Linked DNA regions of Homo sapiens: region 2 is linked to region 1. A link is a contact called in ENCODE Hi-C or POLR2A ChIA-PET data. All regions are on one chromosome and are shown on one strand. The core of a region is the stretch at or near the end of the contact, and the rest is flanking DNA. Distances in the headings are between cores, read along the strand shown. Region 1 has its middle 15 kb from the start of GPRC5C. Region 2 overlaps NHERF1 (NHERF family PDZ scaffold protein 1).

Region 1 (3,600 bases), core at 586-3,085:
AGCAACAACAACAAAAAAGAGACTGGGGTGATGCTACTGCAAGCCAAGAAGTGCCAACAATTGCCTGCGGCCACCACAAGCTGGAAGGGACAAGGAAGGATTCTTCCCGAGAGACTTCAGAGGGAACATGGCTTTGCTGACACTTTGATTACTGGGGTGAGCCACCATGCCCGGCCAATAGTTGACTTCTGTGTTTCCTTTTTATTTATTTTTTTGAGGCGGAGTCTTGCTCTGTCGCCCAGGCTGGAGTGCGGTGGTACAAACATGGCTCACTGCAGCCTTGACCTCCTAGGTTCAGGTGACTCTCCCAAGTAGCTGGAACCACAGGCACATCATGCCTGGCTAATTTTCCTATTTTTAGCAGAGGCAGGGTCTCACCATGTTGCCCAGGCTAGTCTTGAGCTCCTGAGCTGCTGACAGGTGTGAGCCACCGCACCTAGCAAGTTGACATCTTGACTACAACTTCATGACACCTTCATCCAGAACCCTCACTTAAGCCACTCCCTCATTCTTGATCCACAGAAATTGCATGTTATCCTACATGTTTATTGCTTTACACCACTACACTTTGTGGTAGATAGCTAATACCTTTATCCTATCCCATCAGAGACAGCATGCATAGTGGTTAAAAGTCAACTATTGGCCAGGCGCGGTGGCTCACGCCTGTAATCAGAGGCCAAGGCAGGTGGATCACCTGAGGTCAGGAGTTGACCTGAGACCAGCCTGGCTAACATGGTGAAACCCCATCTCTACTAAAAATACAAAAAATTAGCCAGGTGTGGTGGCACGCGCCTGTAGTCCCAGCTCCTCGGGAGGCTGAGGCAGGAGAACTGCTTGAACCCGGGAGGAGGAGGTTGCAGTGAGCTGAGATCGCCCCATTGCACTACAGCTTGGGCAACAAGAGCAAAACTCTGTCTCAAAAAAAAAACAAAGTCAACTATTGGCTGGATACAGTGGCTCATGTCTGTAATCTCAGCACTTTGGGAGACTGAGAGGCAGGAGGATCGCTGAAGGCCAGGAGTTCAAGACCAGCCTGGGCAACATGGCAAGAACCTATCTCTATAAAAAAAATTAAAAATAAAAAATTTAGCCAGGCATGGCGTGCCTGTGGTTCCAGCTACTCAGGAGGATCTCCTGAGCCCAGGAGGTCGAGGCTGCAGTGAGCCATGTTTGCACCACTGAGCTCCAGCCTGGGTGACAGAGCAAAACCCTGTCTCAAATATTGGCTGGGCATGGCAGACACCAGTAATCCCAGCACTTTGGGTTGCTGAGGCAGGAGGATCACTGGAAGCCAGGAGTTCAAGAGCAGGCTGGGCAATACAGTGAAATCCCATTTCTACAAAAGAAAAATCAACATCACTTACTAGCTATTGACCTTGAGTAAGTTGCTTCAGCCTTCTCTGAGTCTCCTCTTGTGAAAGGATAACTGTATCTGTCTTATAAAAGTGCCGGAAGGCTGGGTATGGCAGCTTATCCCTGTAATTCCGGCACTTTGGGAGGCCGAGGTGGGTGGATCGCTTGAGGCAGGGAGTTGGAGATCAGCTTGGCCAACATGGCGAAACCCTGTCTCTAATAAAAATACAAAAATTAGCCAGGCCTGGTGGCTCACACCTGTAGTCCAGCTACTTGGGAGGCTAAGGCAAGAGAATCACTTGAACCCAGGAGACAGAGGTTGAGTGAGCCGCTGCACTCCAGCCTGGGCAACACAGTGAGACTCTATCTCAAAAAAACAACAACAAAAAGACTGCTGGGAGGACCAAAGGAGTTAATATTTAACTTCTAATGGTCCCTGTGGCATAGTAAATGTGAGTCATTATAATTTGCATGGGTGACTAAGAAGCTCAAAAGAGGCGAAAAGACAACTCCAGGGCAACACAGCCCGTGACTCATTGGTCAGGCTGAGTCCTGAACCTGGGTCTCCTGGCTCCCTGCACAGTGCTCATGGTTCAACTGAAACCTGGAACTAGAATGGCCAGTGAAATCCGATGCTCTGTGTGACTGTAACTTCTGTTATTCCCTCCTGTGTGGCAGGCTGTTTCAGCAGCCGTGCACTGTCTCCCATCCAAGTACTAATCAGGCCCAACCCTGCTTAGCTTCCTAGATGAGACGAGATCGGGTGCGTTCAGGGTGGTATGGCTGTAGACGCAGCCATGCACTGTCAACAGCTGGCTATGCACCTGTGCTGGGGTGGGGAGGGCAGCCAGTTGGGTCAGACTGTGGCTCTGTGCCTGACCCTGAGAAGAGAGAGCCCTTGGTCCCTGCAGGAGGGGTGTTAGGAAGGTGCGCTAGGGCAGGCAGACAGCAGACTGCATAGCGTCTGAGAGGGGCTTTTCTGGATCACATTTCATTGCCAGAGCAGCTCCAAGGACAGGGAAGGCACCGAGCTGCTGCTTGTAGCCCTGGTTAGGAAATGGCCAGGAGAGCAGGACAACTGTTTTGAAAGGCAATATGACATTAGGGCAAAAGGGCTGCTGGGAATAAATCCCTGCTGCACAGGCTGCTTTAGTTTAAGCCGACCAAAATGACCTAGGACAGGCCAGGCGTGGGTGCTCATGCCTGTAATCCCAGCACTTTGGGAGGCCGATGTGGGTGGATCACCTGAGGTCAGGAGTTCGAGACCAGCCTGGCTAGCATGGCGAAACCCCATCTCTACTAAAAATATCAAAATTAGCTGCCCGTGGTGGCGGGCACCTGGAATTCTAGCTACTTGGGAGGCTGAGGCAGGAGAATCACTTGAACCTGGGAGGCGGAGGTTGTAGTGAACTGAGATCCCACCACTGCACTCCAGCCTGGGCGACAGAGCGAGACTTCATCTCAAAAACCAAAAACCCCAAAATGACTTATGACAAGCGGAGGCCCGGGAGCCACAGTTCCCCTGGAAGGTCTACTCCCTTCTTTCTTCTAAGTCTGTGGCTTCTGCCCCACATCTGAGAACAAAAAGCAGTGAATGGCCAGAGTGATGCAAAGAAAAAAGAGCAGAAACAAGACAAGCTAGTGGCCTGTGCAATTCACCTTTGAATGGGCAATATTCTCTATGAAAATTGGATGCAAAGAACCTCCAGGTGTGCTTGTAGCTTTCTAAAGACTCCTCATGGCTAGGTTTTCCTTAACGGAAAACATCAAGGAAGGTTACTGAGTGTGGTTTCTCTGAAATTGCCATCAGGACCTAAAATACCCCATAACGAGGAGCTCCGATCCTTTCGGCTGATTTACTTTTTCTCCGGAGCCTTACCATTTTCTAGAAAGAGGAAGTTAGGAGTGATGGGGCAAGACCAGACAACAGCAGATAATCATTCCATGATAATTGCCTTTGATGTCCCGGAAGAGACAACGTGCAAAGAGTCAGCTCCCAAAATATCTTGATAAGATCTTGCCTTTGGGGTTGGCTCATTTTCTCTGTGCTCTCTGCCCCTCCCTCCCTAGGGCTTCGCTTTGTGTGCAGCTAACCAAGGCTTCTCACAGCAAGCCTCCCCACCAAGGATTCCATACTCAGGCCGGGCGCGGTGGCTCACGCCTGTAATCCCAGCACTTTGGGAGGCCGAGGCGGGCGGATCACGAGGTCAGGAGATCGAGACCATCCCGGCTAAAACGGTGAAACCC
Region 2 (3,600 bases), core at 292-2,791, 340 kb after region 1:
TATGTGATTGTTTGTGTGTTGGGATCTCTTTCTTTGCTGGCAAAACAGTGTAGCCCCTGGTTCTTACCTTCAAGCTCCTGTTAACTCAGTAATTCTGGAGATGATTCTCTTGGAGATAGATGGGGGCTTCCTGGCCGGGCGCAGTGACTTGTGCCTGTAATCCCATCACTTCGGGAGGCTGAGGCGGGAGGATCGCTTAAGCCCAGGAGTTTGAGACCAGCCTGGGCAACATAGTGAGACCTCGTCTCTACCAAAAAAACAGGGGGAGGGGGGTGAATGGGGGCTTCCTTCTCAAGGAACTCCATATGTCTAGATGGGGTCCTTCTCCCCTTTCCCAGATGTCCCATCTCAATGGTCCCTGGGAAAGTGGGGTGGGAAATTAATAAGAAACTCAGGCCAGGCACGGTGGCTCACGCCTGTAATCCCAGCACTTTGGGAGGCCGAGGCGGGTGGATCAGTTGAGGTCAGGAGTTGAGGTCAGGAGTTCAAGACCAGCCTGGCCAACATGGTAAAAACCCATCTCTACTAAAAATACAAAAATTAGCGAGGCGTGGTGGCAGGTGCCTGTAATCCCAGCTACTCGGGAGTCTGAGGCAGGAGAATGGCTTGAACCTGGGAGGTGGAGGTTTCAGTGAGCCGAGATCGCGCCACTGCACTCCAGCCCGAGCAGCAGAGTGAGACTCATCTCCAAAATAAAAAAAAAAGAAAGAAGAAGCTCAGCCGAGGTCTTGTTGGTGCTGCAGGACTCTTTACAGGGAGAAACCAGAGCTCTAGACCCCAATAACAAATGTTCCTCTGTTTTCGTTGCTCTAAGATAGAGTGGCCCTACCTGGAAGGAAACAGGTTTGTACAGTGCCTTTAGGCACTCTACCTATGACATAAAGATGTTGACATGCATTTCTTTCTTTCTTTCTTTCTTTCTTTCTTTTTTTTTTTTTTTTTTTTCCTGAGACAGTCTTGCTCTGTTGCCCAGGCTGGAGTGCAGTGGTGTGATCTCGGCTCACTGCAACCTCCGTCTCTCAAGTTCAAGCAATTGTCCTGCCTCAGCCTTCCATGTAGCTAGGATTACAAACACCCGCCACCACACCCTGCTAATTTTTGTATTTTTAGTAGAGACGGAGTTTCACCACGGTGGCCAGGCTGGGTGGCACCTGTCACAACACCCTGCTAATTTTTGTATTTTTAGTAGAGATGGGGTTTCACCACATTGGCCAGGCTGGTTTCAAACTCCTGACCTCAGGTAATCCACCTGCCTCGGTCTCCCAAAGTGCTGGGATTATAGGCATGAGCCACCACACCCAGCCAATATGCATTTCATTGTCCCCCAGACAAATTAGCTATTGTTTTCTCTATTTTGTAGGTTGACAGTAAGTGTTCAATACATGATAGCTACTATTTGTGTCTAGCACTGTGCTAAGTACTAACCTTGCCTGTCTCATTTAATCCACATGACCACCAGTGAGGCAGATATTGGCCCCATTCTCTGCCTATGGAGGCTGAGGCTTGATCAGTTAAGGTGGCCATGGCGGGTCCCAGGACTCTGAGCTAGCGACTCCTCCCACACAGCGCAGGGGTGTGTCTTGGAACCCAACCCTCTGACTCTAGTGCCTGCACAGCCATTTGGCCACATGAGTAGGCTGTGCTTGAAGCCTGACTCTGCCAGGTGTTTCTGCCCATCATATTCTGAGCCACAGCTGGACCATCACAGTGGTATAAATTCAGGCTGCTTGAACTGGCTTCCTGTAAGGATCCAGGGCTTCCAGGTGCTCCTGTCCCTAGCAGGGCATCCTTGCAGTGCCTCAGCCCATAAGTGGCAGGCTCCTGTCCCCATCCCTTCTCACGTGATGTGATAGGTCAATCTGGAATCTGGTAACCAAGTATCTACCCCCGCCCTCACTCCCCAGAACCTGCACAGAGAGCCCCCCTCAAGGGTGGTCTTCACTGTTGACCGAAGCCTTCCCCTCATGGTAGGACAACTCACCATGTCCCCAGACTCCTAGGCAATGTTTAGGTCCCTAGGCCCTAGAAAAGGACAAGAGTTACAGATTCCCTGAGGTCCAGGTCACCTCGGGGTGGTGTGGGAACACACAGAGAATGCTGGCCAGGTTCAAGTCCCACTCACTGCTGGGTGCTGAGAGCTCTGAATTCTCCGAGACAGGCTGCAGCCTCTCCCTGTGCTAAGGTCAGGGGAACAGCAATGGCCAGGGGTATTTAGAGGAGTGTGTTTGGGGCAGTCTCAGGCAGCACAGGTCTGTGCTGTCCGGGCAGCAGCCACCAGCTTCGCGAGGCTCCCGGGCACTCGAGATGTGCTGGTCCACATGCAGACGTGCTGTGTGTGCAAAATGCACACCAGATTTTGAAGCCATTGTACAAATAAAAGGATGTACAATAGCTCAATTGTTAAAAATGGATTACACATTGAAATGATAATATTTTGGGTACATTATGTTAAATAAAATATTCAATTCTACTATTTTTCCTGTTTTTTTTTTTTTTGGAGGCAGAGTCTCGCTCTGTTGCCCAGGCTGGAGTGCAGTGGTGCGATCTCGGCTCACTGCAAGCTCCACCTCCCAGGTTCAAGCGATTCTCCTGCCTCAGCCTCCCAAGTAGCTGTGCACCACCACGCCCAGCTGATTTTTGTATTTTTCTTTTTTAGTAGAGATAGGGTTTCACCATGTTGACCAGGCTGGTCTCAAACTCCTGTGCTCAAGTGATCCACTTGCCTCGTCCTCCCAAAATGCTGGGATTACAGGCATGAGCCACCACACCTGGCCTATTTTTCTTTTCTTTCTTTCTTTCTTTTTTTTTTTTTTTTTTTTTTTGAGACGGAGCCTTGCTCTATCACCCAGGCTGGAGTGCAGTGGCGTGATCTCGGCTCACTGCAACCTCCGCCTCCTGGGTTCAAGCGGTTCTCGTGCCTCAGCCTCTGGAGTAGCTGGGACCACAGGTGTGCACCACCACATATGTCTAATTTTCATATTTTTAGTTGAGACAGGGTTTCACCATGTTGGCCATGCTGGTCTTGAACTCCCGACCTCAGGTGATCCACCTGCCTTGGCCTCCCAAAATGCTGGGATTACAAGTGTGAGCCACTGCACCCGGCCTATTTTTCCTTTTTCAAATGTGATGACTAGAAAATCTTACATTCCACACATGGCTGGCATTATATATCTACTGGACAGTGCTGCTCTGGATCTGAGCTCAAATCCTGCCTTTGCCCGTCAGCCATGTGTACTTGAGCAACTGACTCCAGCTTTTTGAAGCTGGGTTTCCTTTTCTGTGAAATGCTGGCAATAATACTTTCCTTTTAGGACTATAATTGGCTCTTAAGAAGAAAACACATGTAAAGAGCTCGGTGCCTAACACATAGTAGGTGTTCAGTAAATAGCAGCTGCTATTTGTTACTTCAGTGTTGAGCCCCAATTTCACAAGCTCCTTGAAGGTTCTTAATAGCCCCTTGGGACAACCCCTGGGGGTTAAATCTAGAGACTTCTGGGAGGAGGGTGAGGGATGAGGAAGGATGCAGCAGGGAAGGCATGGGGCGGCCAGCCCTGGATGGTGTCCAGCCGGGCTGCAGCCCAGGTACCAGCCTGCTCCATC

What was found. Hi-C counts contacts between places; a loop is a spot of excess contacts on that map. ChIA-PET counts read pairs that join two places held with the same protein, here RNA polymerase II (POLR2A). Pooled maps may share reads with other maps.
Region 2: POLR2A ChIA-PET joins it to region 1 with 12 read pairs in A549. The contact joins two enhancer-like sites. A Hi-C loop is called at or near these places in 1 of 50 pooled maps. POLR2A ChIA-PET finds 5 or more read pairs at or near these places in 2 of 52 experiments (A549 and HepG2).

What each region holds. Positions count from the first base shown.
Region 1 is chr17:74,415,561-74,419,160 of GRCh38, forward strand. It overlaps the pseudogene RNA5SP448. Among named protein-coding and RNA genes, the nearest start is that of GPRC5C, 15 kb to the right of the region's middle. Within about 2 kb of position 1,836, at least 6 of the 41 ENCODE cell types and tissues checked have a DNase peak (open chromatin) inside an H3K27ac peak, as active enhancers do.
Region 2 is chr17:74,753,475-74,757,074 of GRCh38, forward strand. The region is part of intron 1 of NHERF1 (NHERF family PDZ scaffold protein 1); the gene reads left to right. Among named protein-coding and RNA genes, the nearest start is that of SLC9A3R1-AS1, 5.4 kb to the left of the region's middle. Within about 2 kb of position 1,542, at least 2 of the 41 ENCODE cell types and tissues checked have a DNase peak (open chromatin) inside an H3K27ac peak, as active enhancers do.